3 separate regions of the Homo sapiens genome follow, and all the other regions are linked to region 2. Evidence: read pairs that join two places in POLR2A ChIA-PET (ENCODE). Cell type or tissue: MCF 10A. All regions are shown on one strand. Each heading gives the region's core, and the rest is flanking DNA. Links, peaks and the distances in the headings are about the cores only. Region 1 overlaps PARAL1 (PPARG activating RBM14 associated lncRNA 1). Region 2 overlaps SNAP25-AS1 (SNAP25 antisense RNA 1). Region 3 has its middle 7.6 kb from the start of PARAL1.

The links. ChIA-PET counts read pairs that join two places held together with the same protein. Peaks named below come from ENCODE experiments on the same cell type or tissue, not always from the same donor. Only the 100,000 strongest peaks of a DNase experiment are listed, where the experiment ranks them.
Region 1: POLR2A ChIA-PET joins it to region 2 with 11 read pairs; 5 of 35 experiments call an interaction of 5 or more read pairs at or near these places.
Region 3: POLR2A ChIA-PET joins it to region 2 with 13 read pairs; 2 of 35 experiments call an interaction of 5 or more read pairs at or near these places.

The regions. Positions count from the first base shown.
Region 1 is chr20:9,987,118-9,997,955 of GRCh38, forward strand. All of the region lies in intron 1 of PARAL1 (PPARG activating RBM14 associated lncRNA 1), which reads left to right. Among named protein-coding and RNA genes, the nearest start is that of PARAL1, 6.2 kb to the left of the region's middle. In MCF 10A, for the core only: no CTCF peak of the experiment used is centred there; DNase peaks (open chromatin) are centred at 2,134 and 2,384.
Region 2 is chr20:10,073,604-10,084,441 of GRCh38, forward strand. The region is part of intron 3 of SNAP25-AS1 (SNAP25 antisense RNA 1); the gene reads right to left. Among named protein-coding and RNA genes, the nearest start is that of ANKEF1, 44 kb to the left of the region's middle. RefSeq lists an enhancer at 763-1,962. In MCF 10A, for the core only: no CTCF peak of the experiment used is centred there; a DNase peak (open chromatin) is centred at 6,548.
Region 3 is chr20:9,973,745-9,983,707 of GRCh38, forward strand. No RefSeq gene overlaps it. Among named protein-coding and RNA genes, the nearest start is that of PARAL1, 7.6 kb to the right of the region's middle. RefSeq lists an enhancer at 3,677-4,876. In MCF 10A, for the core only: no CTCF peak of the experiment used is centred there; no DNase peak of the experiment used is centred there.

The sequences.
Region 1 (10,838 bases), core at 1,090-3,589, 91 kb before region 2:
TTTTAAAAGTATTTCTTACAAACAAACTGAAAAATCATTTCAGTCTAAATGTTAGATAACACTTACATGAATTCCTTACAAAATGTAGCAAAATCATACTCAATAAAGGAAAAATAATAGGCTTAGCCTCCGAGGCCATAAATGCATAAAATTTTAGGAAAAAAAAATTGCTTTAGTATAATAATGTTATCCATAGATCAGTCATGCCACTTGCTGAAGAGTACAATAGCTCCTCCACAGAAGAAACTGGTTAAGTGTTGTTGAATGAGTACAAATTTTAGTAAGGGATTTTAAAATCATCTCCATTGCATCATTTCCAGGTTTATGCACAGAAGTAGAGAGGCTGACCTACCTGGTGGGATGGGGGATGCACAACGGAAGAATACCTTATAAACAATTGCCCTGGCCGGGCGCGGTGGCTCACGCCTGTAATCCCAGCACTTTGGGAGGCTGAGGTGGGTGGATCATGAGGTCAGGGGATCGAAACCATCCTGGCCAACACGGTGAAACCCCGTCTCTACTAAAAGTACAAAAAATTAGCCAGGTGTGGTGGTGGGCACCTGTAGTCCCAGCTACTCAGGAGGCTGAGGCAGGAGAATGGTGTGAACCCAGGAGGCAGAGTTTGCAGTAAGCCAAGATCGTGCCACTGCACTCCAGCCTGGGCAACAGTGAGATTCCATTCCCCCCTCCAAAAAAAAGTAAAAGAAAAAAAATTGCCCTTAATTGCTGATTACCTGCATGGAATTTACAATTATGGAACCGGTATTTAATGAAATGGTTTTTCAGTTCTAAGAAAACTTGACTACCATGCAAATATCATGAAAGAGGCACCCAGAGTATGTTTCTGTTTGTCTTTAAATCTTGCCATTAATTCACTCCACAACATATGTACAGGGTCTAGAGGGATGAGGAATAATTTAGGTAAATTTTGATTCAGAGGAGGCAGAAGCATAGGTCCTGCATGTGAGGCACTGGTGAAGTCAGGTATCCCCCGGAAGAACTAAGGGGTAGGGGTAAGGAAGAGGAGGGTGGAAAAGAGACACAATGTGAATGTAGGATGTGATGAAATTGAGGTATACCAAGGTGAACATTCACTTTTGCCTTGTGTAAGCTCTTAGATACTGAAGAAAACTCTACACTCTACTGTGCTAACATTCACTGGGGATGGGCCATGGTTGGACCCCAACAAAGATTTCTTGTGTGGTCTTGGCCATTTGCCCCAGGGTTTTCTTGTGTATCTCCTATGTGTTCCTAATGTAAAGGATTAGGGTTGATGGCAATGATTTGATAAGAAAGGAAATCAAAATTGCTTCACATTTGAACATCTTCTGAAGCTGACCCTCAAATTCCACTACACTCCTGTCTTATACCTGGCTTCGGAGGACCTGCTGGCCCTGCAAGGCGTTTCAGTTTGTGTAACCTGCCAGGTTCCTCCAGCTCCACTTGAGTTACTTTTGCATCCAAAGCTGTCTTTCCCTTAGCTTCTATTTGGGTTCCAGAAAGGTAAGTTTAGTACTGCTAACTTATAAATTCAGTTAGGTGAAAATTCATTTCTAAGACTTATTACTTATCAGTGATTCAACCAGGGAACCCAGGTACCTATTGGCTCTATTTTTTGGACTACGCCAGCCCACTCTTAAAATTCATAAGGGTCTTGGGAGTCATTTAGTACACTTCTCATCCAATATTTTCTATAAGACACTTGTCCAACCCACGGTCTGTGGGCTGCCTGCAGCCCAGGATGACTTTGAATGTGGTCCAACATAAATTCATAAACTTTCTTAAAACATTACGAATTTTTTTTTTTGCAATTTTTGCTCATCAGCTAGCATTAGTATTAGTGTATTTTATGTGCTAGCATTAGTGTTAATGCATTTTATGTGTGGCCTGAGACAATTCTTATTTTTCCAATGTGGCCCAGGGAAGCCAAAAGATTGGAAACCCCTCTTCTATAATATCCCTGAAAGATAGTTGTTCAACTTCTGCTTAGCCATACTGCATGAGATGGAATTTTTTTCCCTCATAAGGAAGTGTGTTGTTAAGAAGTTCTTTATAACATACAGTGGAAATCTGAGTCTCCACATTGTCCTATTTTTACTCTGTTAAGCAATCCAGAAAACTGTTGACTAAGTACAATGACTTCACTGGAACCACAAACTCTAAGAAGAAAGATCAGCTTCTCCTTTTATAAATTTCCTGCCTTCTACTCAAAGCATTGAATAATGTTGCCTTTTTCAGTGCAAATAACCCATTTAAGATCATAATAGTAAGATAAATCTAGAATTTATTGTGTACATTATTAGAAAATTCTTGATTTGTCCTTTCTGACTTCTTGTACATATTTGTTAATCAGGAATTTTGAAATTCATTTCTTCAAAGCTTCCTCAAGTCTGGGAGTGTTGCCAATTTGCATGGAAGAACAACATTTCATGACTGCATTCATAACGATTAAAATGTAATTCTAATGCACTAACCCAATTTCACAGCACATCAAAAATTTAATTCAACCCAAAATGACTCTCACAGATGTCTGATAATTTTCCAGTGGATGTTATTTGTAAGGTCAGATAAATTTGAGCATTTTAGAAAATTGTCAATCTTGCCAATACAATTTTTTGTAAATACAGCAACAGGAATACCTCCAGTATCAAGCTATGCTAATCTTTACAGAATGAAGCCCCTTTCATCAAAGGTAGCTGAGAGTGGAGAAAATTGGGAAAGAGTCCAGCCATTGCATTTCTGGTGGGTTCAGCTAAAGGGGCCCTGAGGCTGCAGTAAGGAAGTCCCCATGTTCAGGATCCTCATGGCTTTATCAGTAGGTTTGGGGGAGTCAGAGTGTTAGAAGCCAAAGATTTTCTGACTGTGGCACATATACACCATGGAATACTATGCAGCCATAGAAAATGATGAGTTCACGTCCTTTGGAAGGACATGGATGAAGCTGGAAACCATCATTCTCAGCAAACTATGCAAGGACAGAAAACCAAACACCGCATGTTCTCACTCATAGATGGGAACTGAACAATGAGAACACATGGACACAGGAAGGGGAACATCACACACCAGGGCCTGTTGTGGGGTGGGGGGAGGGGGGAGGGATAGCATTAGGAGATATAACTAATGTAAATGACGAGTTAATGGGTGCAGCACACCAACATGGCACATGTATACATATATAACAAACCTACATGTTGTGCACATGTACCCTAAAATTTAAAGTATTAAAAAAAAAAAAAGAAGCCAAAGACTTTCTGGCTTTGTGGAAGGCTGAGGGTGAGCAAGCTTCTAGAAGACAAAGAGAAAGTCAGTTCCTGGAATGCATATCTATAATTCCTTTTTTGTTTTTGCCTCTGGTGACATTTCTAACAATATACAGTTGGCTCTCTCTATCTATGGGTTCCACATTCGTTAATTCAACCAACCATGTATGAAAAAATATTCAAAAAAATTTAAAAAGAACAATACAAAAAATAATACAAATTTTAAAAATACAGTATAACAACTACTTACATAGCATTTACACTGTATTAGCTTAAAGTATACAGGAGGAGATTACTTAAAGTATACAGGAGGATGTGCATAGATTAAATGCAAATACTATGCCATTTTACATAAAGAACTAAAGTATCCTTAGATTTTGGCACCACTGGGGATCCTGGAGCCAATCCCCCATGAATACAGAGGGATAACATTAAAAGCGTTTGGATCTGGGAGTCCCTTTAGGATCTGGACCACACCACTTACTGGCCGTTTATTTCTATCAAGTCATTGCCTCCTTTGGCCTCTTTTTCTCCGTCTGAAAAGAAGGACATGCAAAACTAATGCCTTGTAAGGCCCCTTAAGTCCTAAACTACTGTAAATGTTATAAAACAAAATGAGTTTAAAAGTGAGATGCCGGCCAGGTGCGGTGGCTCACGCCTATAATCCCAGCACTTTGGGAGGCCGAGATGGGCAGATCATGAGGTCAGGAATTCGAGACCATCCTTATCAACATGGTGAAACCCTGTCTCTACTAAAAATACAAAAATTAGCTGGGCATGGTGGTGTGAACCTGTAATCCCAACTACTCGGGAGGCTGAGGCAGGAGAATTGCTTGAACCTGAGAGGGGGAGGTTGCAGTGAGCCGAGATTGCACAACTGCACTCACTCCAGTGTGGGCAACAGAGCAAGACTCCGTCTCAGGGGGAAAAAAAAAAAGTAAGACTCCTGGTCGGCCAAGATGGCAATTTACACACATGGTTTCTCATCATCTGTCACTATACTTTGCTAATACCTGGGAGATGCATGACTTGTGGGAACCCCCAAGGGAAAAGATGAGAGTTTTCAGGAGCACTTGTAGGACTAAGAATAAACCCTCAGAATAAATTTTCTTGGGGACCCGACATTTATCTTCATGTCCCTCTTGCACTACCTGCTCACAATTAAAGTACAACATGATATGTATACCTGCATCCCACAGGTATCCATTGTCCTGTTAGTTCAGACAGGCTATCTAAACGTCTAAACCCAAGCATTTTTGTTCTGTGTACAAGCAAGGTATCTATTTTGTACTCAGTATTAATCACTTAGATTATTTTGCCTCCCAAGATATCAATTTGTTCAACTATAAAATGAATATATGGTGTAAATACTATCAAATAGTCCCACCTGGGTTAATATGATTTTAAGGGTATATTGAGTAGCTACGCTTTGCTATTAACTCTGCCAGGTGGTTTGGCAAAACAAAGACACGTAACACATAGGTGTAGACTTCAAAAGAGTTCTCATTTTATTTGCGTTTGAAAGCATCCATGAACCAAACATGAATTGGAAATCTCAGGTAAAGTAATTAACTAAACAAATAAAATGTAATGCTTTTTCAAAAGTTAAAGTTTCAATAAAGTCCCAGAGTTTGCCAGCTTTAATTTTGTTTATTTTTAATATTCTGTGTTTTGAATGAGAAAATCAAGCCAGGCAATCTAATTGTTTTGCATTGTAAATCATCTTATTTGACTTATAAGACAGAATTTGCTAAAAGTAATTGAACTATTTCTCACTCGTTTCTTTGGGTATGACATCAAAAACACAGGGAAAAAAAGAATTTTTTTCAAAATTAAAAACTTCTTTTTATCAAAGGACACAAGCAACATAGTGAAAAGGCAGCCCACATTATAGGAGAAATGATTTGCAAATCATATGTCTAACAAGGAGTTAATATCCAAAATATATAAAGAACTCCTACAACTCAACAACAACAAAAATAAAAAACCTGATTAAAAAATGGTCAAAGGATTTAAATAGATATGTCTTCAAAGAAGATATACAAATGGACAATATAACATGAAAAGATGCTCAATAAAAGCCACAATGAGATATTACCTCATACCCATTAGAGTAGTTTCTATTTTTAAACAGCAGCAGAAAATAAGTTTTGCTGAGAATGGGAGAAATTGGAACTCTTGTGTACATAAAATGGGTGCAGCCACTATGGAAAAGAGCATGGCGGTTCCACAAAAATTAAAAAGTAGAGTATGTGATTCAGCAGTTCCACTTCTGGGTATATATCAAGAAGAATTGAAAGCAGAGTCTCAAATATATATTGTACACCAAAGTTGATAGCAACATTACTCACAATAGCCAAAAGGCAGAAGAAATTAAAGTGTCCATTGATGAACGAATGTATAAACAAAATATAGTGTATTCATTCAATGAAATATTATTCAGCCTTAAAGAAGGAAATTCTTACACATGCTGCAACATGGATAAATCTTGAAGACTTTTTTTTTTCTTTTTTTTTGAGACGGAGTCTCGGTCTGTCGCCCAGGCTGGAGTGCAGTGGTGCAATCTCGGCTCATTGCAACCCTCGGCCTCCCAGTTTCAAGTGATTCTCCTGCCTCAGCCTCCTGAGTAGCTGGGACTATAGGTGTGCACCACCACACCCAGCTAACTTTTTTTTTTTTTTTTGAAATTTTTAGTAGAGATGGGGATGGGGTTTCACCATGTTAGCCAGGATGGTCTTGATCTCCTGACCTCGTGATCTGCCTGCCTCAGACTCTCAAAGTGCTGGGATTACAGATGTGAGCCACCGCACCCAGCTGAAGACTTTATGTTACATAAAATAAGCCAGTCACAAAAAGACAAATACTTCCATATAATTTCACTTACGTGGGGTACACAGAGTTGTCAAATTCATAGAAACAGAAAGTAGAATAGTAGTTGCTAGAGACTGGGGAAGGGGGAAGTAGGGCATTGTTGTTTGATGGGTACAGGATTTCAGTTTTGTCCGAAGAAAAAGAGTTCTGTGGATCGACAGTGGTGATGGTTACACAACAATGTGAATGTACTTAATGCCCCTGAATCATGCACTTGAAAAATGGCTAAGACAGTAAATTTTATATTCTGTATATTTGAACACAATAAGAAAAATAAAAAAGAAAGTAGATCAATTATATTCTGGCTTTTATTATTATTATTATTATTATTATTATTTTGAGACAGGGTCTCACATTGTTACCCAGCCTGGAGTGCAATGGCGTGATCTCGGCTCACTACAGTCTCGTCCTCCCAGGTTCAAGCTATCTTCCTGCCTCAGCCCCACAGGTAGATGGCATTACAGGTGTGCACCACCATGGCCTGCTAATTTTTGTATTTTTCTCTTTTGTAGAGACAAGGTTTCACCATGTTGCCCAAGCTAATCTTGAACTCCTGAGCTCAAGTGATCTGCCTGCCTCAGCCTCCCAAAGGGCTGGGATTACAGGCGTGAGCCACTGAACCTGGCCCTGGCATTTTTTTATCATTATAAAATGTCACATTTATTGCTACAGTGCTGTTATATACAGGACAGGTCTCCAAATTGCCTTTAAAGAGGATCGTTTAAAAATCCCAATAATCCAGCCAGCTGTGTTGACATCTATAAAATTATTTTTCTTAAAAAAAAATTACTCGTTTTGAAAACCAGTTACCTTGAAGCACTCAGAGCACAATTTCCACCCAATAATTGTGGTTTTGTCCACCTCCCACATTTGTTCCATTTTTTGTGTTGGGTTAATCTCATTATACATGTATTATATATATGTAGATATAAATATATCTATCTATATACATAGATATCTGTTATATCTATGTATATAGATAATTATATTATCTATAATATAATTATATAGATAATTATATTATCTATAATATAATTATATAGATAATATAATTGCAGATAATAATATAGACAATATAATTATATCTGCATACAGATATAACAGATATCTATATAGGTATAATTCAATTATGTAATTGAATTACATATAGAATTATATATATACAATTTATTTTTTTGCCTGATTATAAAAACTAGGCTATGGGGAATGATGGTCTTCACAGGGGGTATTTCGTATAGGTAAACTATCCAGATTATTTGGCTTTTAAAAACTGTATAGGACATATATGCCCAATCTCAACCATGGCTGCATAATAAAATCACCCAGCAAGCTATTTAAAAATAATAGATTTTGGTTCTAGGGTAAAGCCCTGACATGGAGATTTTAAAAACATCACCAAGTGATTGTAATGTGTGGCTAGAATTGAAAACTACTGCCCTAGTTTCTCAATCATTGAATTATATTAGTCTGATCATTTGGTTTGTTCTTGGCACTGATGACCATGAAGTATCTTATCTTAGTTTGTTTTGTGTTGTTATGACAGAATACTTGAGACTGAGTAGTTTAGAAAAAATTGTTTATTTTGCTCATGGTTCTGGAGGCTGGGAAGTCCAAGAGCATGGTGCCAGCATCTTGTGAAGGCCTTCATGCTACATCATTCCTTGGCAGAAGGTAGAAGGGCAAAAGAGCATGAAAGCAAGAGAGAGAGGTGGCCAAACTTACTTTTGTAACTAATTTACTCCCACAATAATGACATTAATCCATTTATAACAGCAGAGCCCTCATGACCAAATCACCTCTTGTTAGGCCCCACCTCCAAACTCTGTTGCCATGGGGGATTAAGTTTCCAACACATGAATCTTGAGAGACACACTCAAGCCATAGTATATTTACATTGATTAGCTAGCTTTTCATAATGAAGAATTCAATATTAGTAAGCCACACCATGAAATCCTACAAATAAGTACAGTATGTTCTGAGATAAATTAAAAACAATTCATAACAATTCAGTAGCACATTTATCAGATTTGCTTTCAGTCTTGAACAAGGTAAGTCAATAATTCATTTGATGCTTAATGGCAGTTAATTCTTATGAAGATCATTCAAATATAAAAACACAACAATGACCTGAAAGCCTAACCTGAAGGTTCTTATCAAGAGATACCAAAGTAAAGACAACAGAAAACAATTGCAGAATATTTACTATGTGATTGTTCTTATGGGAGACTCCTGAACTAGGTGACAAACATATTCTCAGAGATTCAGGTTCATTATTTCTGTTGGGTATTAAGCCATTATGCTGTAAATTTCCAAGCATGAGTTCTTCCCAAAGCCCATTTATTCTTCATATTGCCTCATGCATTCTCAAAGTCCTAGCATCAAACTAAAGGCATGGTTTATTTCTTCTCTGGGAGCTATAGAAGTAAACTCCATTTGAAGTCTTGGCCCTATGCCCTACACATTGTTGCCAGAATAATCTTGGCAAAATTTATGCTCAAAGACTTGTAATAACTCTCACTCACCTAAAATAGAGTAACTGTGAATAACTTAATCTGGTATTCTTAGTTTTCTAGACACTATCTTTCCAGCCTTATTACCAATGATTTCACTGTGCATTGCTGAGATTCAGCTGACCTAAACTAAATGTGGCTAGTCTGGGCTCCAAGCTGCAGGTTGGGCCCAATGCCTCGTCCACAGGTCCCTCTTCCTTCTTGAACTGGCAGCTATGTGAGGCATGATCTTCTCTTTGTGATGGATGGCTGGAGCACAAGAAGGACATAGGCAAACATGTTGACTTTTACAGTGTAGGCTTGGAGTTGGCACATTGTCACTTTGGGTTATGTTCCATGGGCCAAAGAAAGTCACGTGACTGGGCCCAGCATCAGTGGGGCAAAGAAGTGCATGCTGTCTATAGAAGTCACGGAGGGGAGTGGTGAATACATATTTGATGAACAATAATATAATATACCCATAAAATGTAACAGAATAACATTTTTCATAATCAATAACATTGCTAAAATTATTAAACAGTTTTTATTTTATGTAAAATAAAATGAAGGCTTAACATTGCCTGGGTGAAGTTTGATATAGGATTTGAAGTCCATGTTCTTAAATTGTTGAGTTTTTTTTATGACTTCCATTGAACAGAGATCAGGTCCATTTACTGGAAAGAATTGTTTGTAAACCGAGTTCTTTCTATGGCCATTTTTCAAGGCTGGAAATTGTTCCATGATATGTTCTTTGAGTTTCTTTCTCTACCTCCATCATCCCTGATAATGGCTAAGCTCTCCCAGAAGTGCACACAGATGAGGCCAAATGTAGTACTGTCTTGGTAGAGAGAACAGGGGCTTTGGTACAAGTAAAATGAGTCCACCACAGACTGGCTCTGAACTCAGGTCAAGTCATGTAAACTCACAAGTCTATATAGTTACTTAGTAAAGCTTGCCTGAACTGACTAATGGGTTGCTGTGTTGATTACGTGAGATACTATCAGAAAACACAATTCAAAATATTAATTATAAAATAGATATCCTTATTTATACAACCAAAGTCACATGTCACTTAAAGAGGGGGATACACTCAGAGAAATGTATTGTTTAGTGATTTTATCATTGTGTGCAAACATCATAGAGTGTACTACACAAACCTAGATGGTATAGCCTACTACACGCCTAGGCTATATGGTGTAGTCTATCGCTCTTGGGCTGTAAGCCGGTACAGCATGTTACTATACTCAACATTGCAGGCAATTGTAACACAGAGGTATCTAAACATAAATAAACTTTGAAAAGGTACAGTAAAAATATGGTATAAAAGATAAGAAATGGTATGCCAGTAAAGAGCACTTACCATGAATGCAGCTTGCAGGACTAGAAGTTGCTCTGGCTGAGTCAGTGAGGGAGTGGTGAGTGAATGTGAAGGCCTGGGACATTACTGTACACTGTAGACTTTATACACACTGTACACTTAGGCTACACTAAATTTATTTAAAATAATTTTCTTCATTAATAGCCTTAGCTTACTATAACTTAAACATTTTTAATTTTTAAAACTTTTCAACTCTGTAAAAATAATACTTTGCTTAAAATACAAACAACATACAACTGTACAAAAATATTTTCTTTATATCCATATTTTTTGAAAAAAATTTATATCTATCTTCATTTTTATGCTGTTGAAAACTAAGAGATAAACAATACATTTGCCTAGGCCTACACAGGGTCAGGATCATCAATATCACTGTTTTCCGCCTGCACACTGGAAGATATTCAGGGTCAATAACATGTATGGAGCTGTCATTTTCTATGGTAACTATGCCTACTTCTGGATACTTCCTGAAGGACTTGCCTGAAGATGTTTTACAATGGACTTTTTGTTTAATACGTAGAAGGAGCATACCCTAAAGTAACAACAAAAACTCTAGTATAGTAAATACATAAATCAGTAACATATTTATTATTATTATACATTATTATGTACTGCACACAATTGTATGTGCTATGCTTCCATATGACCGACAGCACAGTAGCTTTGTTTACACCAGCATCACCACAAACAACACAAGTAATGCATTGTGCTGTGATGATGTGATGGTTACGATTTCACTAGACGATAGGAATTTTTAAGCTTCATTTTGATCTTATGGGACCACCATCATATATGTGGTTGTTGACTAAAACATTGTTATGCACTTTTGAAATTACATAA
Region 2 (10,838 bases), core at 5,175-7,674:
TCGGTTGCTAATGTGATTTATTTGCAGTTTTCTTAATCAAGGTGACTGACACAGAAACTATCTAAATTTTTTAGCACAGCAGTTAAAACAGTCCACAATACATAATTTGGCTCCTAAATAATTTCTCCCCCAACAATTAGAACTTTCCGAAACTGCTTTAAATCGCCTTATGAGGGTATCATGAGTTTGTGGTCATTGGAAGTATTAAAAGAAAAAAGCCTGGAATATCAGTAATGAAATGCATCAAGCAGGAATCATACATACATTAAAATACTGGTTTATAGTTTTGAGGGCGTTTTCTTTTTTTTCTGTTGCAGCTATGCGAAGATATGCTTATGTATTAATTGTTTTTCTTGCTAACACTGTATAAGCAAATTCAACTAAATTGATATAAGATTTTGCATACAAGATTAGAAAACCTGATACCTAGAATTATTTTAACACACATTTTTCAAGTTTGCTTATGACTTCACTAGGTTAGAACTTCTTAAAAAGCAATGCTTTAAACATTTTATTCATTCAACCTTTATTGAAAGCCAACATTGTGTTGCTGGATATGCAAAAATAAATCATGTATAGTGAGCTATTAAAAATTTTTATCAACTTACAAACTGAGTACAGGTACCTACTCTCACTGTAAAGCCTTAGCAAAAAAAACTGATTAAAATAATGCATAATAGTACATAAAAAATTAAAATCTTCCATTAGAGGAACAAAAATTATGAAGAATTTCTAGGAGATAGAAAATAATTATGTACAGAGAAGATAATTCAAAATACATGTTGGAGAAAATTACTCTTTCAAAAGTCAGACATGTCCAGAGAAACTGGAAGGGAGGAAGATAGAACTGATGGGAAACATGGCAGAGGGGGACACCCCCATCATGTGATGGCAAGAAATGCTGTTTCCACCTGAATGAATTCCCAAAATCTAAAAAACAGGAAAGTGAGATCTGAGCTGTATTCATAATTCTTTAACGTTTTCAGTATTCTCTCCAGCACTGCTTACTGAACTTGTTCAGGAGTGAAGCCACGTGTCCCCTGGGAGTGTGCTGCACTGGCAAGAAGAAATGGATGACTCACAATTTTGACAGTGACTCTATAGAAAGAAAAAAAATCTGTGACTCAGGGCCTTGGGGAGAAGTCATCTCTTCAAAAACTCATCTGATTTTTTTTCATGCCATGTAATTACTCAGAGAACATTAAGAGTCTAAAAAATTTCAACACTGGTGTCTAAGAGATATGGAATTACCTTTTGCCTGAGATGCTGGAAGCAGTGGGGGCAAGTTTGTAACTAGAAAGATTTGAGCAAGTCCAGGCTCAGGTATCCAAATTGCCCTCTTTGCTGTTGGCATAGGGGATTGAGATTTTCTGGGTCTTAAATAAGGTTTTATTTTTATCTAAGGAACTATAGTTTCTATGCAAATCCGAGGGGGCTTAGAGAAACCTAGCGTGGAAAAAAGAAACTGTCAAAGCAGTGTTTGGGGAAATGAGATGGGGAAATTTCACGAATAGTGGGCATAGAGAAACTGACTAGACAAGAGAACGTGAACATTATAATGATATCAAATGGAAAATTTGAAAGTTTATTTTGAAGGAGATGGCTAAAAACAATTTTATTCTGAATGAGAATGTGATTGCCAAGAATCAGTCTTCAAGCAATCCAGGATTTAAATTTCCTTGTTCTAGGCTCAGAATTTAAATAGGCAAAATGCAGGAGTTCGAGGCTGTATGAGCTATGATCATGCCTCTGCACTCCAGCATGGGTACAACAGCGAGACTGTATCTAAAAGAATAAAAATAAATAAAATAAAAAATAAATGGGCAACAGGAAAGACTTTAAGACCACTCTCCCCTCGCTGTTCACATGGCTGGGTTCTTCCCATTATCCAGGTTTCAATTTTAAGATCACATCCTTACGTATAGTTTTCACTGAATACTTAGCAATTTGATCAGCAATTTGATCTTATATAACACATTGAAATGCAACACGTGTGTTTCAAAGTCAAGTGATTAGAAGACTGTGGGCCCTAACTGCTGTTTATGGAAGTATGCATCCAAAGCAGATGCTGTCAGAGGTCCCATGTACACCCAATTCCATTAACAGTCTCTTCTGATTCTTTTTCTCACTGACAGCCTCTCAGCAAGTACTGGTGCTCTCCCTGAGGATTTTCTCTGGCTGCAGGAGCGTGTTTCAGCGTGCAGGGCAGACTGGAAGAATCTGTGAGTTGATGCCTCAGGAAGCAGCCCTCAACAGACATCAGACAGGAAATGCTGGATAAATATCCCAACTTCTCACCTCTTGGGTAGGACAACATTGAGGAATGTCCTGCAAAGTCTCCCTAGAGTCCCAAAGGGCCTGAGCCCCAGTTACCCACAGCAGCAATTCTGCACATTAGCACACTCCTTTAGTAATTTTCCTCCTTTCCTGTCTTATTTCCTCACTCCTGTCCATTGTTTCCTGGGATCACTCCCGAAGCAAATCACTTGCACTCACATCCACATCTCTACTTCTGGGGAGTCCCAAACTCACAAGACATTTTTCTACAAAGGAAAATCAAATATAAAAGAAAGTAGAGTAAGAAGAGTTGGGACCAACAATGACTGATGATTAAGCAGCAAGAATAGCGGCAATTAAAAACTGTAGATAACACTATGGATGCACTGATGACACAGTGTCTTGGCCAAGCCCTGTGGGAATTCATACTGTTTGCCTGTGTGCAGCAGCGGTGCAAGTTTTGCAGTGTTGTGAAATATTTAGTGGACGCTGACTTTCACAGAATCCTGAATTACTGTTCTCAATAAGCTCCAGTATTGTGCTATTTCAAATGTAGAAATACCAAAGTTTACTAATTGTGAGCTCTTAATATAGTAACTTACTAGCAGGTTATATAATGAAATGATATCATATGGCATATCATTTCCCATAATAAAGAAAAAGCTCTCAGTGTTCTACCAGTTTGGGCCCTTAAGACTCCTGATAGGCAGGTAGATGCTGGACCACACTCTCTTCCTGCACTAAATAGAGGTTGCAGACACTGGGTAAAACCCCAAGAACCACAAGCAGATGCCCACTGCTTTCCTGGCAGCCTGACCCTTGCACCAAAAATACTTTAAACAATAAGTTCCCAGTTCTTAAAAGAGCAAACATACCTTTAAAGGAAAAAGAAAAAATACACAAAAGTCTTACCGACCTTGGGTTTAATATTTACTCTTCTCTTTCTTAGGTCAAAGCTACGGAGTATAAACTGGGCTCCTGCCAGGTTCTTACCATATTCCTTCAATAGTTGTTTTTCAGGAAGCTCTGTTTTCTGGAAGAGATAAGAAAATAGTACCTGGGAGGAAATGAGCCATGCTTGTGTTGCTGAGTGATTCTAACATGTTTGGTGGGGGAGAGGCACATAGATGTTAAATCATTCACCCTTTGCAGAGAACATCCTTTGGGTAGAGTGTTTCTTATCCTCCTCCACCCAGAAGCCTTGTTTCTAGTTTCCTGTGCTTGCAAGCTTGTCTCTCCCAACTAGGCTGTAAATGAATTGAGGGTAAGGATCTTGTCTAATTTACCTCTACATCCCCAGGACAATAAGCAAGGGTGTAAATGCCTAGTTCCCTTGCCCAGGTAAAGAGAAAAGCGCACCTGAGGCAAGATTCCACTGCAGCGCCCCCTGCAGGCTCCACAGACGTGGTCTGAATTCACCGCCAGCTTCACTTCCTTCCATTCCCTGTCCTACTTCCCCCATTCCTTTACTGTCTCTGTGGAGCCTTCCTTAGTAAACCACTTGCACACAATTCTCAAGGTTTGCTTATGAAGATCAACAGCTATGACATCAACCCATAGGACAAAAAAACAGAGCAATAGAAAAATTAGTAGGCAATAGAAAAATTAATGACTGCCATGTCATCTTAGAGAAGGATCCTCGATTTCCACTCAAATTAGCTTGAGTGGAAAGTTTACAGAGGACTCTACATTGCTAGAAGTACTGGACGGGCTTGGGGGGATTCGCAAGTCACCTTTACTTGCTAGGGCCACATGGTGTCTCTCCTCTGTTTCTCTTAGCACTTGTACTCGTCTTTTTTTGCTGTAGTCCCATATTGCCTATGATGTTTTACTCTAATGTAATGTGTTTGCACATGACTGTGGCTTCCTAAGGCAAAGAAGCTCTTGCCCTGGCTCTATAGAGAACCAGCTTATCCAGTCCCTTAATTCTGTAGGTCCAAATGCCAGACAAAAACAAAATAAAATAAAAAAACAGACTCTGATGAGCCCATCCAAGGTCAAGTCCCTGCCCCATCCAAATCAGATTCAACAGTGGAAACAGAGTCATCTGCCATGACACAACCACTTCTTTGACGGTACTGTGGGCATGAGTGGACTTTTTCAGGAGGAATTATGCACTCAGGGTAATGACTGACATCTGTAGGGCAATAACAAGCCAACACTGCTTGTTAGATTCCCAGTCCTCTTGAACATGTTCCATCAACTCCATTCTCATGGGCTTGCTCACTGTCTACCAACATACTGGGCTAAATTTGCCTCCAGGCTTCCTCTCATTGTCCCTCAAATTATATAGGCGTTGGCTCTTTTCTGAAAACAATATCCTTCATTTCCTACTTTCCCCATGAAGCCTTTCCCAGAATTCCAATTGTCCCCTAATGCCTAAATCAACATTTTATTTTGTCCATTTACCCACTGGTGCATGGTAGCACCAGGGTTGTCTTCCTTACTTAGAGAATAAGTTCCTCCAAATCAGGGAGGGACCATGCCTCCTATTTCTTCTGTTTCACTTATATCATTTGGCACGATTCTGAGCACGTAGCCAGCAAAACATAGCTGCTTCTCCCTAATGTACTGAATGAAGTAGATAAAGCTTTTCTACAGCACCTATTTCAGTGCCTTAATCATAGGCTGGATAAGAAACTTTTTGTACTACTGCCCCTTGGGCCTCACCACTACAGCATGAGCTTATTCCACTTCCAACTGCCAGGATCTGTATCTCTTTGCCAGAGGGCTTTTTCCCAAGCAGCAGGAAGCCTTTCTGGCCTTGGGCATAGTAGACTGGATAGTCTGGAATATTAATTGCTGGCAGCACTCAATTCAGGAGCTGGTGGAAGTAACCCAGCTCCCTCACCCCTCCATGGGTGTCAAGACTTGGTTCCTTCCAGTGGGTTCATGGTCTCGCTGACTTCAAGAATGGAGCTGCGGACCTTCGCAGTGAGTGTTACAGCTCTTAAAGATGACACGGACCCAAAGAGTGAGCAGTAGCAAGGTTTATTGTGAAGAGCGAAAGGACAAAGCTTCCACACAGCGTGGAAGGGGACCCAAGCAGGTTGCCACTGCTGGGTGGGGTGGCCAGCTTTTATTCCCTTATTTGCCCCTCCTGTGTTCCATTTCTGTCCTATCAGAGTGCCCTTTCTTCAATCCTCCCCATGATTGGCTACTTTTAGAATCCTGCTGATTGGTGCATTTTTACAGAGTGCAGATTGGTGCATTTTATAATCCCTTTGCTAGCTACAGAGCACTGACTGGTGCATTTTACAATCCTAGCTACAGAGTGCTGATTGGTGCATTTTACAATCCTCTTGTAAGACAGAAAAGTTCTCCAAGTTCCCACTTGACCCGGGAAGTCCAGCTGGCTTCACTTCTCAGTAGGTTAACTCTGAGTGTTCTACACTGTTTCCCAGAGTTCCCCAGTGGGCTTGAGCCCCAGCTGCCCACAGTGGTGACTTACTTGATAATGGCCTCCTGTGTCTGCCTTTCCTTCCTGTCTCACTTCTACACTTCCCTGTTAGTGTTTCCTGGGATCACCTCCCAAGTAAACCACTTACACTTGAATTCTTGTCTCCGAGTCTGCTTTTAAGGAAACCTAAACTAAGACAATGTTCAATAAATGCCAATGGAAAGGTTGAAAAGGTAATTTTCACCTTCCCCCTCACAGGTAGAGAAGCTAGGCCATTGACAGGGTTGGATTTCTCAAGACTGGCAGGATAGAGGACTCCACTCCTATGGAAGCACCTTTCAAGAAGAGACGGTATGGGAATCAGTTTAAAACACAAAGCACTGCATCCTTGGGGGCATCTGTTAAGTTCATTGCACCCAACCAGACCTCCTAGAGAGGGCAGGTGCTGACAACATAACTGCCAACAATTTACTGGTCCAATTTGTGATAGGCAATATATAACTCGGCAGCCCAGAAGCCACATCCCCATTTGTCTTGGTTTTCATTAATTCAAAAAAGAGGAAGAAACCAATAATGATAATAATAATAACAATAACAACAACTATTAGACTTTCTGCTAACCTGGGTGAGCAGCATTTGACTTGAGCTATGAAATCAGAAAAATGTCCCTTTCTTGCATCTTAATTTTGCAACAAATTCAACCTGTTAATATAGTCCTTCAGGAATTAAACAGACAAAACCATACAAATGCTTGGAGGATGATGGGAAAAACCAGTTACTTCTGACTAACTGGAAGGGCAGCTTGATCATTTCTGATGGTTGATTGCATAATTTCAGTCCTTGAACATTTAGTGTGCCATCCCCTTGGTTGCTGGAGGAATGCAATTGCTCTATGAAATGTGAAGAGACTTGACAAGAACTATTTTCATGGTTATGTGCCAAGTTCTTGCTTTAACTTGCTTGCTTAATCAAATGTCTACTCATGATATCTTTGGGAGTTTCTAAGTTTCATTAGCTCTTTCCTTAAAGAGAAATTAATCTACTTGGCAAGGAAGGTTTATTCATCATAGGTGAGCAAACATTAGCACTTTCTAATAATTAGTTCCAAGATCCAGTTTCTAGATACCTACCAAGTTCAGCCCTGGTTCACAAGAAATTGACCTATTTTCAGTGGAAGCACTGTAACCAGTGCAATAAACTCTATCTCATAGAACAGTGTTAATCTGTCATCACAGCCAAAATGATTTGTTATAGCAAAGCAACAATCAGAGTAAATGATGCCTGTCCCTTCATTAAGGAAATCTAGAAGAATGCTCTGTCATGAGTTTAATCTGAGATTTGCCTGGCTATCCTGATGAAAACCATCTAATGAATATGTAAATTTATCATTGTCTTCTATTGTAAAAATGCACAGCAAATTTTCTGCTTGGCTATGCATAATCAGAAGAGAAATCCTCACTGCTGTGAATTTGAACTTGAATAAAAATTGTCTTCTCAGGAAAAGAGCATGCTAGATGGAGGAGGGGTTAACAAGAGCCTTCAGTTTACAGATGTAGGATGTCTTCCTGCTGTTAATTATTGTGGTAGGCAGTGTAATGGCCTTCTCCCCAAAGACATCCACATTCTAATCCTTGGAAACTGAATATGTTATCTCACACAGCATGGGGCCCACTGGCACTGGACCCCTCCAGTTGGCAGGTCCACTGAGGCTTGGGTACATGGGTAGACATTCACCCTCATTTACCATTCTGCTGAAACTGTATCTCTAGGTTTCTGAATGGGAAGAAGGAGCCTACTGGAAGGAAGAGTCATGGCTCCTGGAAAGTGGGGGAAATGAAGCAAAATGGAGTTCTTTCCAGAGTTGCCAGATTATTTCAATAAAAATATCAGACATGTGTGAGTAAAAAACATGGACAAAATAGCAACAAAAATGCAATATAGAAAGATTTCTGGAAACAATCCATAACGTCTTATATTTTGCACTGAATACAATGACATTTTTTCATTTCTTTATTTTTCAGAAACTCAGGTTTTGTACACTTGAACTAGAAAAGCATCACATAGGTCAAGACAAGAAAAAAAAATTTTCAAACATCAGTTAATGACATGAAAAATAATAAAAACTATTTAGTTAGATTGTTTAGACTTTTATAAGGAAGACTAATATAAATTTACTGACACATTTCTTCAATGTGTTTCCAGAATAAAAGCTCAAACTCTCAATGCTTTCAGAATAAAAGACCACACATGATCTTCGGTGTGGTAAACACCCTCCAGAGTACTTCAAATCATGGGTTAGACAGAAACTACAGACCAGCAATATCCAATGGAAATATAGCATGAACCATGTTCAAAGAAGTTGAAGGAAACATATGAAATTATTTGTAAGAATCTATCTTATTTAACTTGATATAGCAAAAACATCATTTCAATGTGTAAACAATATAAAAATTAACTAAATATTTTGCTTTTTCAAATCTATTCTTGAAATCCGATGTGTAATGTACTTAAACCATATCTCAATTTAGATAGTAAAATTTATCAGAAATAATTAATCTGTAGTTACATTTCATAAAATTTATCATTGGCAAGTAAGATTCACATACTCAAGTTGTTCTAAGCATACATTAAAAAGTTTTCAATAACTGAATCAGTTTTTTATTTTAATTTTTAATTACAATTAAATAAAATTAGAAATTCAGTTCTTTAATCACAGTAGGCAGCCGGGCACGGTGGCTCACACCTGTGATCCCAGCACTTTGGGAGGTCGAGATGGGTGGATCACGAGGTCAGGAGGTTGAGACCATCCTGGCCAACATGGTGAAACCTTGTCGCTGGTAAAATACACACACAAAAAAATTAGTCTGGCGTGGTGGAGCGCAACAGTCGTCCCATCTAGTCAGGAGGCTGAGACAGGGGAATCGCTTGAACCCAGGAGGTAGAGGTTGCAGTGAGCCAAGATCGTGCCACTGCACTCCAGCCTAGTGACAGAGTGAGACTCTGTCTCAAAAAAAAAAAAAAAAAAAATCGCAGTAGCCACCTTTTATATGCCTAGTTGACACCTGTAGCTTATGGCTACCATATTGAACATCACAACACTAGCTCATACACAATGATTATAAGAATGTGTGAGATTTGTTTCACTTTCATAAATTTTTTGTGCTAATTTTCTATGTGACCCATTTTTTTCTCCATGTTTAATCTGAAGCCTTTAAATGAGAGGCCCTTGTGTTCTTGTCAGTGGTGTCAATAAGGAAGTGAAGAAGGTAAGAAGGAAAGGGGAGAAGTTTCTATGAAAGAATGGAGGATGTTGGCAGAAGCTTCAGAGAAAGGAAATCAGCCTAACTCTCCAAGATCTGTTGGGCAGAAAGAACAGAGGTTCCCAGGGCAGTAGGATGGGCCTGGAAATTGTTCTAGCACACTTTCAGACTGGGCTCTTGTTTACAAATGACAGAAACTTGATTCAAACTGGCTTTGACAATGAAAGTACTCTATCAATTCAAATAAATAAAACATCTACATGTTCTGTAGTGAGAAGCTCAGGCATGGCTAAATCCAGAGGATCAAATAATGTCATCACAAATTTATTTTTCTTAATCTCTCAGCATCAATGTCCCTGTGTTGCTTTAAATCCAATCAGGGTTTCACCATAGTAAAAAGATGGCCACCAGCTACCCCAACCTATGTCCTATTCTTAACAACTCTACCAAAAAGAGTACTTCTTTCTGAGAAGCCCCAGCCAATGTCCTGGGCTGATACTCCCTGGTCTGGGCATAGATCTTATGCTCATTCCTCAACTAATTCCCAGGCCTGGTGAATTTCCCAGCTTTGGAGATGGAGGGTTGGATCTGACCACTCAACCCCCATGAATTAGAAAAGGGAGAGTGATTTGTTCTTCCAAGGGAAAATCAGGCTGCTATAGCTAGGAGAAGAGGGAATGGATGCTGGGCAGGAAAAATTTCTTGTGTGTTAAATCAAGACTTTTGACAATGAGGAGGCTAGTCAGTTCCCCCAAAATAATTTATTCAGACTTTAGGTGTTTCATGAAGAAAATTGTATCATCTGCCAAGCACCTAATCTCCTTTCCCCATTAGTCAGTCACATGGGAATTCATACCTTTTTAAAGCTACCTAACCTTGAAAAAGTTGTTTAATCTCACCATGATTCAGATTTTCCATCTATAAAATGGAAATGATAATAGGGCCTACCTCATACATTTATAATAAAGATTACATTTAATCTTATATAATAAGATAATATAATAAAGATTATATTTAATCTTTTATAAATGTATGAGGTAGGTCCTATTATCATTCCTATTTTATTTGTTCTTATTTGTGAAGTGCTTGCAATAAAGTCTGGCAGATGACAAGGGTTTAAAAAAACCCCACTAAATAAATACACAAAAGTGTGATATTATACATTTTTCTCAGAAAAGAAGATTCATTGACTTCTCAAATGAATTCATCTAGGCTTCTTCCCATCAAGGTGGCCTCCAGAGAGATGAGAAACTACTGGAAATGTTTACTAAATAAATGAGTCTCATTTTCAAAGGAAAGGTCATAGACACTTTTTAAGACACACAGATGTCCTTTAATGCAGCTCATCTGTATTGTAATTTCTGTGAGCTTGCATTAGAATGTAATTAAATTAACACCAATGCAGTCCTCCTGTCAAGGAAGCTCTGCCTAATGTAATGGCGTCAAGGAACAATCTGAGCATTACACATATCATGAGGAATTGTTTCCATCCCCATTCTATTCTTATTGTCACAATATTTGGTTTAATTAAGTTATATAGGATAGTAATTATAGCAAATGTAGTTTGGCTGGGAAAATACTCCTTGTGATATGAAGGTCGCATCTCCAGACACCACTGCTGGGGAAGGCAGAATTCAGTCCCTACTTAGGACATAAAAACTCTCAGACACATAAGAAGACTGAGAATAGGAATTGCCTGCTCCTGAAAATGCCAAATTGATATATGGTGAGAAGCCGAGTCTTAGAGTCCCTTTATTGTTGGATACATTCAATAAATAAAAGGAAAGAGCCACCTATAAAAGGTAATTCAAGGGACCATATGCTCTACCTTTCCAAAAAGATAAGTCTAAAATTACAGCCCTAGGGTCAGTTCTCTGATTTGGCATTGCCTCAAGTAGGCC
Region 3 (9,963 bases), core at 5,910-8,409, 99 kb before region 2:
CTGATTTATTCCCCTACAAGTTATGTAGCATATATCTGTACTCATTCAAAATGCATATTCATTAGGTACCAGTTTGAGACTTGTTGATAGACACCACTAAATAAAAATAAGGGAAGGATATAATGTAAGTAAAAGGTAGATGAAGAAAATGTGGTGTATAACAAGAGGAGTCCTAGAGAAACTTATAGGTCCCCATATTTTCAAAGAAATTACATGCACCATGATGACTCCAAAAGAAAGAAAGAAAAAGGAACAAACATCACCCCTTTTGGGGGGGGTCATCAAACACCCCCCAAACATAAGATAAGAGTTCAAACAACAACTTTGTAAGACAAAGTAGATGAAAAATCATCTTGCAGAGCCTAAGGAAAAAAACAGAATGAAAATATAAAAGCATTCCTGAGATAAAGGGCCCACTAGTAATAACAGGTATTGAAACATCACTGTGGAAAGTGTAATCAAAATCATGATGGACAGGCTTGAAAAAAATCACACAAAACAAAATGGAAAAGAGCAATGAAAACAATTATAAAGGAATTGACAGAGAAGACATACAAAGGGAACTATAGGGAGCTATGTTTTGGTGGACTCTGTTGGTTTCCTATTGCTGCTGTGATAAATTATTACAAACTTAACAGTTTAAAACAATACAAGTTAATTATCTTGTAGTTCTGGATGTTGGACACCCAAAATGGCTTTCACTGGGCTAAAATCAAGGAGGCAGCAGGGCTTCTTCTGGAGGCTCCAGGGGCGAATAATTTCCTTGCCTTTTCTGGCCTCTAGGGGCTACCTGTATTGTTTGCCTCGGGCCCCTTCATCTTCAAAGCCAGCAGTGTAGCATCTTCAAATTTCTCCTTAACCCTGCTCTCATCCTCATGTCCCCTTCTGGTGTTTGTTTGTTTGTTTGTTTGTTTGTTTTTGTAAGGACACTGTGATTACACATCCTAGATTAATCTAAGACAATCTCACTATTTCAAAATCCTTAATTGTATCTACTAAGTCGCTTTTCCATGTAAGGTTACATATGCAGAAGTTTTAGGGATTAAGATGTGGCTATCTTTGGGGAGAGGGGGCATCAGTCTGCCTCTAATGGGCACTGATATGGTTTAGCTATGTCCCAACCCAAATCTCACCTTGAATTGTAAAAATCCCCACATGTCAAGTGTGGGGCAGGTGAAGATAATTGAATCACAGGGGCAGGTCCCCCATACTGTTCTCACGGTAGTGCGTAAGTTTTACAAGATCTGATGATTTTACAAATGGAGTTCCCCTGCACAAGCTCTGTTGCTGCCACCATGTAAGATGTGCCTTTTCTTCTCCTTTGCCTTCCTCTGTGATTGTGAGTCCTCCCCAGCCATGTGGAACTGTGAGTCCATTAAACCTCATTCCTTTATAAATTATCCAGTCTCAGGCATGTCTTTATTAGCAGCATGAAAATGAAATAATACAGACACCAACATATATCCTGCTGAAATTACAGAGGTTTGAGGATAAAAAATCATATGGGAATCATAGACAGAAAAAGTAAGTGACATACATGGGGAAAAAGTTAGCTTCTGTCTCCCTCCAGAAATAATAAGTACCAGAAGATTAGAGTAATATTTATAAACTACTGAGAAGAAAAAACTGTGACCCAAGAATTTTATACCCCCTAAATTTCCCTTCAAACGTAAAAATAAAACAAACCTTTCAAGTATACAACCTGTCATGCCTAAGAATTCATTTTGGAAAAAAAGAAATTCCTGAGGATCAAGTCCAGTCAATTTGGAGTTGAAAAAAAATGAAGAACTCAGGAAAAGAAATGTTGAATAAAATGAGAGTAAATCTCAAATGCATTTAAACATGAAACTAAGATGAAATCTCTATGGACATTATGATTGCAAATAGATTATAAATATAAAATTTAAAAATGTAATCTCCTAAACTCTGGAGATAAAGGCCTGTTTTCTACACTAATTTGCTCAGTTTTGAAAACAAAGAATCAATAGATACTGAAAAAGTTGGAAAAACATGGCTCATTATTGAGGAAAGTTCTAAAGATGTCCAAGCCAACTCTCTCAAGTGTTGATGACAAATTCTTATTCTTTTTAATTCCACAGAATCTCCTATCTATTAAAAAACTGCTTCCTAAGTCAGAAGGGGCTTGGCAAGAATACAAATAAACAACAACCAAGTAACCACTATCCCATGTATCAATAGCCATCTGTGGATTACAAAATGCTTTGATGCCCATGATTGAAGTTTGGACCTTGTGACACCTCAGTAATTGTGCCTGACATCTTCCATTTGCCCCTTAAGATAAAGATCCTCTCTCTTCCTTTCTCATCCTGCTCTCCTCCCCGGAAGTCAGACCTATGCTGGCTACATTTGTGGAACTGCTGTGTCCTCTGACTTTGTTTGTTTGCTCTGGGCCAATAGGGAGCCCCAAAAAATTGGAGGGAGGGAAGATACAGATTATCCTGGGCTAGCTCTGTCCCTCTGCTAAAAGTCACCATTCCTTGCAAGGCAGCAAACTCTACAGGAGTCTCTCCTTCTGTGTTCTGGGAACCACTCGTTTCCTTCATCATTGTGGCTGCAACCAACTTTACCCTCTATTGTGGTTCCCCTATACCCAAACTTTTGTAAACAGCCCCTTTGTTAAACTTCTTGGAATTATCCTATTGTGAGAATTCCCTTTGGTTTATGTTGGGACACTGATTAATACAGTTTCTTACATCCATTTTAAATTGAGCTAGCCAAGGCTGAAGTAAGTTATGTGATTCTAGACACAAGGGTCATTCTTCTATGTTGTCTTTCTTCCTAGCCTAGGATTAAATTTGGTTCAGAGCTATCTACAAAATAAATGGTTGAGGCACCTGCTCATGATCCTCTGGCAGGAAAAAATTCTAATTAATCTCTGGGGTGAGGGGTTATAACTCTAACTAGTCTGGTTAAATTAGAAATAAGCTTGCAATGAATTATATGTCTAGCTTCAAAGTTTTATTTTAAACGTAATTGACTGATAATACACAGCTGACTCTTGAACAGCATGGATTTGAACTGTGCAGGCCCACTTATATACAAGTTTTCAATGAAAGTTACACTGAGTGTGCCTGCCTCTCCTGTTTCCCCTTTCATCTCCTTCATCTCTTCCTCCTCTGCCACCCCTGAGAGAGCAAGACCTATTTCTCATCTTCCTCCTCCTCTTCAGCCTATTCAATGTGAAGATGATGAGACTGAAGACCTTTATAATGACCCAGTACCACCTGATGGAAAGTAAATATATTTTATCTTCTGTAGGATTTTCTTAATAACATTTTCCTTTCTCTAGCTTACTTTATTATAAGGCTACAGTAGATAATACACATAACATACAAAATATGTGTTAATCAACAGTTTATGTTATTAGTAAGGCTTCTAATCAACAGTAGGCTATTACTAGTTAAGTTTTGAGGGAGTCTAAAGTTATACACAGATTTTAGACTGTACAGGGGGTCAGTCCCCCTAACCCCTGCTTTGTCCACGTGTTAGCTAAGAATAAAAAGCAGTTGTGTCTCCCATCAGTCCTTTCCTTGTCTTTTGCTTTTAATGCCTTCGTGTAGCTCATCAGCAACAGCCTGGGTTCTTTCCACTCGCACTCTTGTCTGAAGTCTACCTTCAGTTCCTAGGCATTCCATATGCCCATCACCCAGTTGCTGTGAAGGTTAGATGCCAAATGGCTTCCAGCCACTCTTTCCCCAGAGGACTACTTTCAGTGCAGAAGGGGTGTCTTGCCAGGAAAGTTTTGTCTTCCCTCTGTGTAACCATGGACAAACAGCCAGTGACTGAGTGATATAGGGACATAAATCTGTGATACGGCTTATGTTTTAGAGCTCTCCCTATGGGATCTGCCTGAGGCTAGACCTTACCTAAGACCACATCCTTGCAATCCTTTCTCATCCCTTTTAATCCCCTTGAGGGTTTACCCTGAAGAGTGCTTTCTCGGTACATCACACACACAGAGGGATCCCTGTCCTAGGCTCTGCTTTGAGCCTGCACTTCCTGTGCTGTGATTTGATAGTCTCTGTACTAATTCCATCTTCCCTTCCCTTGTTTTTCAAACATTTCACATCCCTTATTGTGTGTGAGTCATTGCTTTTATGTGGCCCAACATCAGGAAGCTGTAGGTAAGACTATTAGTGCTCACTTTAATTATTTCTTTAGAAGTCATTCTGGGTCTGAAGATCATTACACCCAACTTCAAAGCAATCTTGACTCATATTTCATCCAGTCTATTTCACAATTCTGCAAAAGTAGGAATAAAATAGAATTTCCATGCTTTCTCCAATAAGGATCTTTAAATAAATAACATATTCATAAAGTTCTCCCAAGATTCTATTGTACACAAATACCAAGTACAACTTGTAGTTGTACTTAAAAAAGAGTAGTTGCGTTTAAAAAAAGAAGTTGACATCAACTCATAACTCTAGCATGTCTATTCCTGAAAGCAGAAACAATACTTGAGGCTAAGGAAATAAAACAGAATTAGGTTAGTTAGTTAGCTTGTGTTATTAAAGTTAACTTTAGATCCCTCCTAAGATGAATCACTTATTCACCCTCTACTGACACAATTTGTTATTTTGAAGAAGAGAGAGTTTAGGAGCTAAGAAATGGTTTATTTTAAAATATCTTTTTAATAGTGGTGAGCTTTTGAGCTAACCATAAAACTGCTGTACAATAAAGATGCTCATTAAGATAACAAAGGTAGGGCGATTAAAGTGAAACTGTGAGCTGCATCCTCTGTATCTGTATATGAGTCGTTAGGAAAATCCTCGTGACAGCAAACCAACAGAATAGGCAATAGGTGGTGCTGTTGCTATGTGTAATGCCTAGCAAAAGACAAGATGACGCATAAGGGGAAAATATTTGCCAGAAAGAGCACAAGACAAAAACATACCCCTAACTTCTGAATTCTCCAAAAGATGGCAGTGTCATTTCTTTGTCTCTCTTGTCTGAGCTCCACCACTTATCATTGTCTTGTTGAACTGAAGTGCTCAATTTTTGTGTTCTAGGCCAAAGCTATGGCCAACGTGCCATTTTTATATGAAGGTTGAAAGGATTCAATAGATCTCTGATATTGCTCAGCTGATCCGAAAAGACATCCAAATGCAGAGGAGATACAGATACCCACTGGAACAGGGGTCTTTAAAAATAGAGGATGTCCAGAAACTCCTCAGAATACATTGATTTCTGTAACATTTGGTAGAATTATTCCACAGTTATCTTTTGGAAAAGAAATGAGAAATATTTGGGAATAGTTCTTGAAGTTTGTTATATGATCTGGCTCTGTGTCCCCATCAAATCTCATTTTGAACTGTAATCCTAGTTGTAATCCCCACATGTTGGGGGAGAGACCACATGGGAAGTGATTAGATCATGGGGGCAATACCCTCATGCTGTTCTGGTGATAGTGAGTGAGTTCTCACAAGATCTGGTGGTTTTATAAGAGGCATTTTCCCCTTTCACTCTACATTTCTCTCTCCTGCCACCATGTGAGGGAGAACATGTTTGCTTCCCCTTCCGCCATGATTGTAAGTTTCCTGAGGCCTCCCTATCCATGTGGAACTGTGAGTCAATTAAACCTCTTTTCTTTATGAATTACCCAGTCTCAGGTATGTCTTCATAGCAGCATGAGAACGGACCAATACAGTTTATAAAATAAAAAGATAATTTGCAATAAACTTCCATAAAATTCAAAATAGTTTTCAAAAGGAGCATTAGCTATGCTAAACAAAAAAGCAGCAATATGAACAGTTAATAAATAGCAAAGTCTCTTTAAAGTATTGCTTTAGGCATGCAGAATGGATTTTTTTCTTTTTTATCTGTGATGGGATTTATCATCCTAGTGTTAGTTTAGTCAAATCAGTCTTCATGGTTTAGAAAGATGTCCAGCTGTGAAAAGGAAGTCACCTTGGGATTAAAATTTGACACAAATGATCAACAAAATGGAGAATATTTTACCATATTGGACATGCATTTTCAGACAGATTTGTGGAGATAAATTGTTTCTGATTCCAGTGGTCACACAAGAAGATACTGGCCTCTTCAAACTAATTAATTGAGTATCTTCAATTATTGCTACCCCTTGAAGAGTTGCAAACAAAGAAAAATAAGTTGCATTGTACAGTATAGTGAGAAATAAGGAGCAACAAAAATGATGCCTCAGCTGGGCATGGTGGCTCACACCTCTAATCCCAGCAACTCTGGAGGCTGAGGCAAGAGGATTGCTTGAAGTCAGAATCTGAGACAAGTCTGGGTAACACGGCAAGACTCCACCTCTAAAAAAATTTTTTTTAAATAAATACATAGCTGGGCATGGTGGTGTGCAACTGTAGTCCCAGCTACTTGGCAGGCTAAGGCAAGAGGATTGCTTGAGCCCAAGAGTTCGAGGCTGCAGTGAGCTATGACTGCACCACTGCACTCCAGACTGGGTGGCATACTGAGACTCTGTCTCTAAATATATATATATATATATATATATATATATATATATATATATATATATATATATATATATGAAAATAATGCTTCATAAAGTTTGTAAAGTTCTTTCTATGCACCTGATAGTCTAAGCAACTTTTTAAGATAGGCAAGATCATTAATACTGCCAATTTAAGTTTGAATATTCAAGGCACTTTTCCAGCACTTTATACTTATTAAATTATTTAATCTTGTAATGGCCATATGAGGTAGGTATTATTATTGTCCCCCTTTTCCAGCAAAAGAGACTGAAATAGAAAAAAGTTAAGTTGCTTCCCAAGGATATACAACAAGTAAGCTAGCTGGAATTAAAACTCAGATAGTCTGAAAAACTCACACAATCATTGCATCATCATTTTTAGAGGTAAAAATAGACATTAAAGTTTATATAACAAGCTATTAAAGATGCAACTGAATTTAAAACCAAGGTATTAATGATTTGTGGCCTGATGGTCTTCCTTGAGTTACATTCCATTTTTCTTCGGATAATTCCTGACTTGCCAAAAATTACATTCCCCTTGAATATAAGTGCCATCTAGACTGGTCTACACAGAGACTGTGGTAGGCTGGTATACCACAGATATTTCTCTGCACTTGACCACAGTGCTATCTGGAATTTCATGCCCACCCATCTCTGTAGGCTTCAGAATAGAGTCAGCCTGCTCTTGCAAGACTCTTCCCAGATACAAGTTCTCATCTGAGAAGTCTATAGTGGCCAGTTTAATGCTGACCTCAAGGAAGAAGGGGAAAGAGAGTGGTCTTCAGACTTTAAGATTCCAGACCTATCTTCACTTTGGCAAGAAAAAGGAAATTACTAGATGATTGCAAGTATAGGCAATATAGCATTCCTGAAAGCAGCTTGCCCAGTCTCCAATATTTTCCCAAGGATACGTAAGCATGATAGGACAGAAGTGTAGAAGTCTCAAATCTTAAGAAAATAAGATATTGCTCTCTTTAGCTAAAGCTTTGCTGAGCTTTCTTGGTTTACTCCTGTTCAAGCAGTTCTTACAGTTTCTATATAGGATGCTTATTGTATCAGTCAGCTTGTGCTGTGTTATGCTACAGTAACCAGACACCCCCTACCTCCAAATCTTAGTAGCTTACAACAAGAAACAGTTTTCTTTCTTTCTCATTTTACATGTCAATCACAGATTGACTTAGGCTCTTTATCTCAAGCCCATGCGGGCTGAATGAGCAGCCCCTACCTGGGACCTACCAGGCCCCTGGCTGTGAGAAGAAAATGATGTGAAACCACAGAGTGGTTCTTAGAGCTTTTGCTCAGAACTGGCTTCTGACATTTCTGACCACATTTCATTGGCCAAAGCAAGCCTGATGTCAATGGGGAAGGAAAGTTTAATCCTTTATAAGGATGGAGAGTCCCCTAATATTGGGAATGATAATACAATGATCAGACTTACTGAATTACATTATATTAGGCATAAGGAGGCTCCTATCTGAATAAATTAATAGGGTGAAAATACAAGCAAGCTGTAGAAGCTTCAACTAACTCTATAAAAGAAATATTCAAGGAGTCTAAGCATTGAAACTCTTTTCTACTTTTCTCAGCAGTGGCACAGTGAAAAAAATTAAAAGTCATTTCAGGGCATGGTAGTTGACTTGAGAGGGCAGGAAACATAGCCCAGGGAGCTGCTGAGCCCAGAGTGGAATTGCTCCTCCTTCAGCAGCTATAAAGCATGGGCCAGGTCGTACAGCTCCTTATTTAGTAACATTGGCAAAAATCCAGGCTTCATTTATAAGTCACTGCATTGCAGTTCTTTTGGAGTACGTTACCAGGACTTCATAAAGATTGATTGAGTTCTGGGAAGCCATTGGGTTGAAAGTCCAGATGTACATAAATCAAGTTATAGCATCATTTAATTCACAATGTATCTGCCCAAGTCATTTTGGGGTGGAAGTGAAAAGATTTATAGTAAGTCTTATGGGATTTGATGATCTGAAAAGTAAGAGATATTAAATGGGTGATTTAGCTGCAAGAGTTAACTGCAGTAGTTTAAAATTGACTCAAGTCTTCATTGCTACTGGTTTAAAATGCATCTTAAATAATTGGAAGTATATTTTGGGAGCTCTTTAGGGTGAAGAGTTAAACGTGATTTTTGGCAGTCAAAAATAAGATCTGATTTATATTCAGAAAAAACTCATCCATCAATAAAATATATGTCAGCAAACTACTTTATATCTTAAAGCACTGTTCTCTACCACACTTAGTTCAGATCTAAAAACTTTTACATAAATCTGTTCTATGATAAGAACCCAAAGTTCTTGAACTTGATAAAAAGAATTTCTGTGATCCTTTTAGTCTTGAGCCACAAATCAATCTACAATTGAAATCACACTTGCTTTTATGTGGAAGGACATGAAAAGCCACAATCCCAATTCATGCCCTCATGGTCTCTCACTAGCCAGGCACCTGGAGATCCAAATCTGTAGAGTAGGTGAAGTTTGCTATAATCTTCTCTGAGCCCAACTGTTCTGTATTGCTTTCTTTTTTTTGAATTCTTTTTTTTTTTTTTCAATGACAGCCTCCCTCTGTCTCCCAGGATAGAGTGCAGTGAGGACTCCAGTGATCTTCCCACCTCAGCCTCCGGAGTAGCTGGGACTACAAGCATGAGCCACCATGCCCGGCTTATTTTTTTATTTTTTATAGAGACCAGGATCTCACTATGTTTCCCAGGCTGGTCTCAAACTCCTGGAATCAAGTGATTCTCCAGCTTTGGCATCCCGAAGTGGTGGGACTACAGGCTCCTGACACCGGGCCTGGCCTTCAATTTCATGATGTTTCTTAATGCCTCAATTCCCCTTTCCTCTTTTCCTATCTTTTAATCTTTTCTATCTTTCCTTTCAAAATCTATTCTTTAAAAGAAGTTATTTTTAATTAAAATTTACCATCAGGTACCTTAAAGGCTGAGGAAATTTAATCTATTAGCATAGGCAATTGTATGCAAGTATCAGTAGAAAACAAAGTTTTGGCCAAAGGAAGGATGATCTAAAGGGAAATTAAGACAACTGAAAGTGAAAGTGGGATATATTCCTCTCTTTTTAAAATCACACAGTGGAGCATATTTAAAAACAAGTATTCAAAAGGACAGTTGATTAATACGGATGTTACATTTCTGTCTGCTCCTCTGACAATTTTACAGGCATTTTTGATGGAACAAATTCTTAAAGGAACAGAGTTTTCTCCCTCATAATGAAGAGTACTTCATTATGAAAGACTGAACTCAATATTTTTTCCAATTAATACTAATATTTATTTAGTTTTACTTAATGTTCCTGAGAAATGTTGACTCTACATTTGATTTTATTAAATGTTGCATGTGAATTTACTTTCCTTCAATCTTTAAAAATTGCAGTTAGAAAAATCTAGATTCTTTCCCTGCCTTTGTTACTTCTCTAGAAGTACTGTGAAATTAGGGAGTTGAATTTGAGGTAATACTTGAGGGTGTT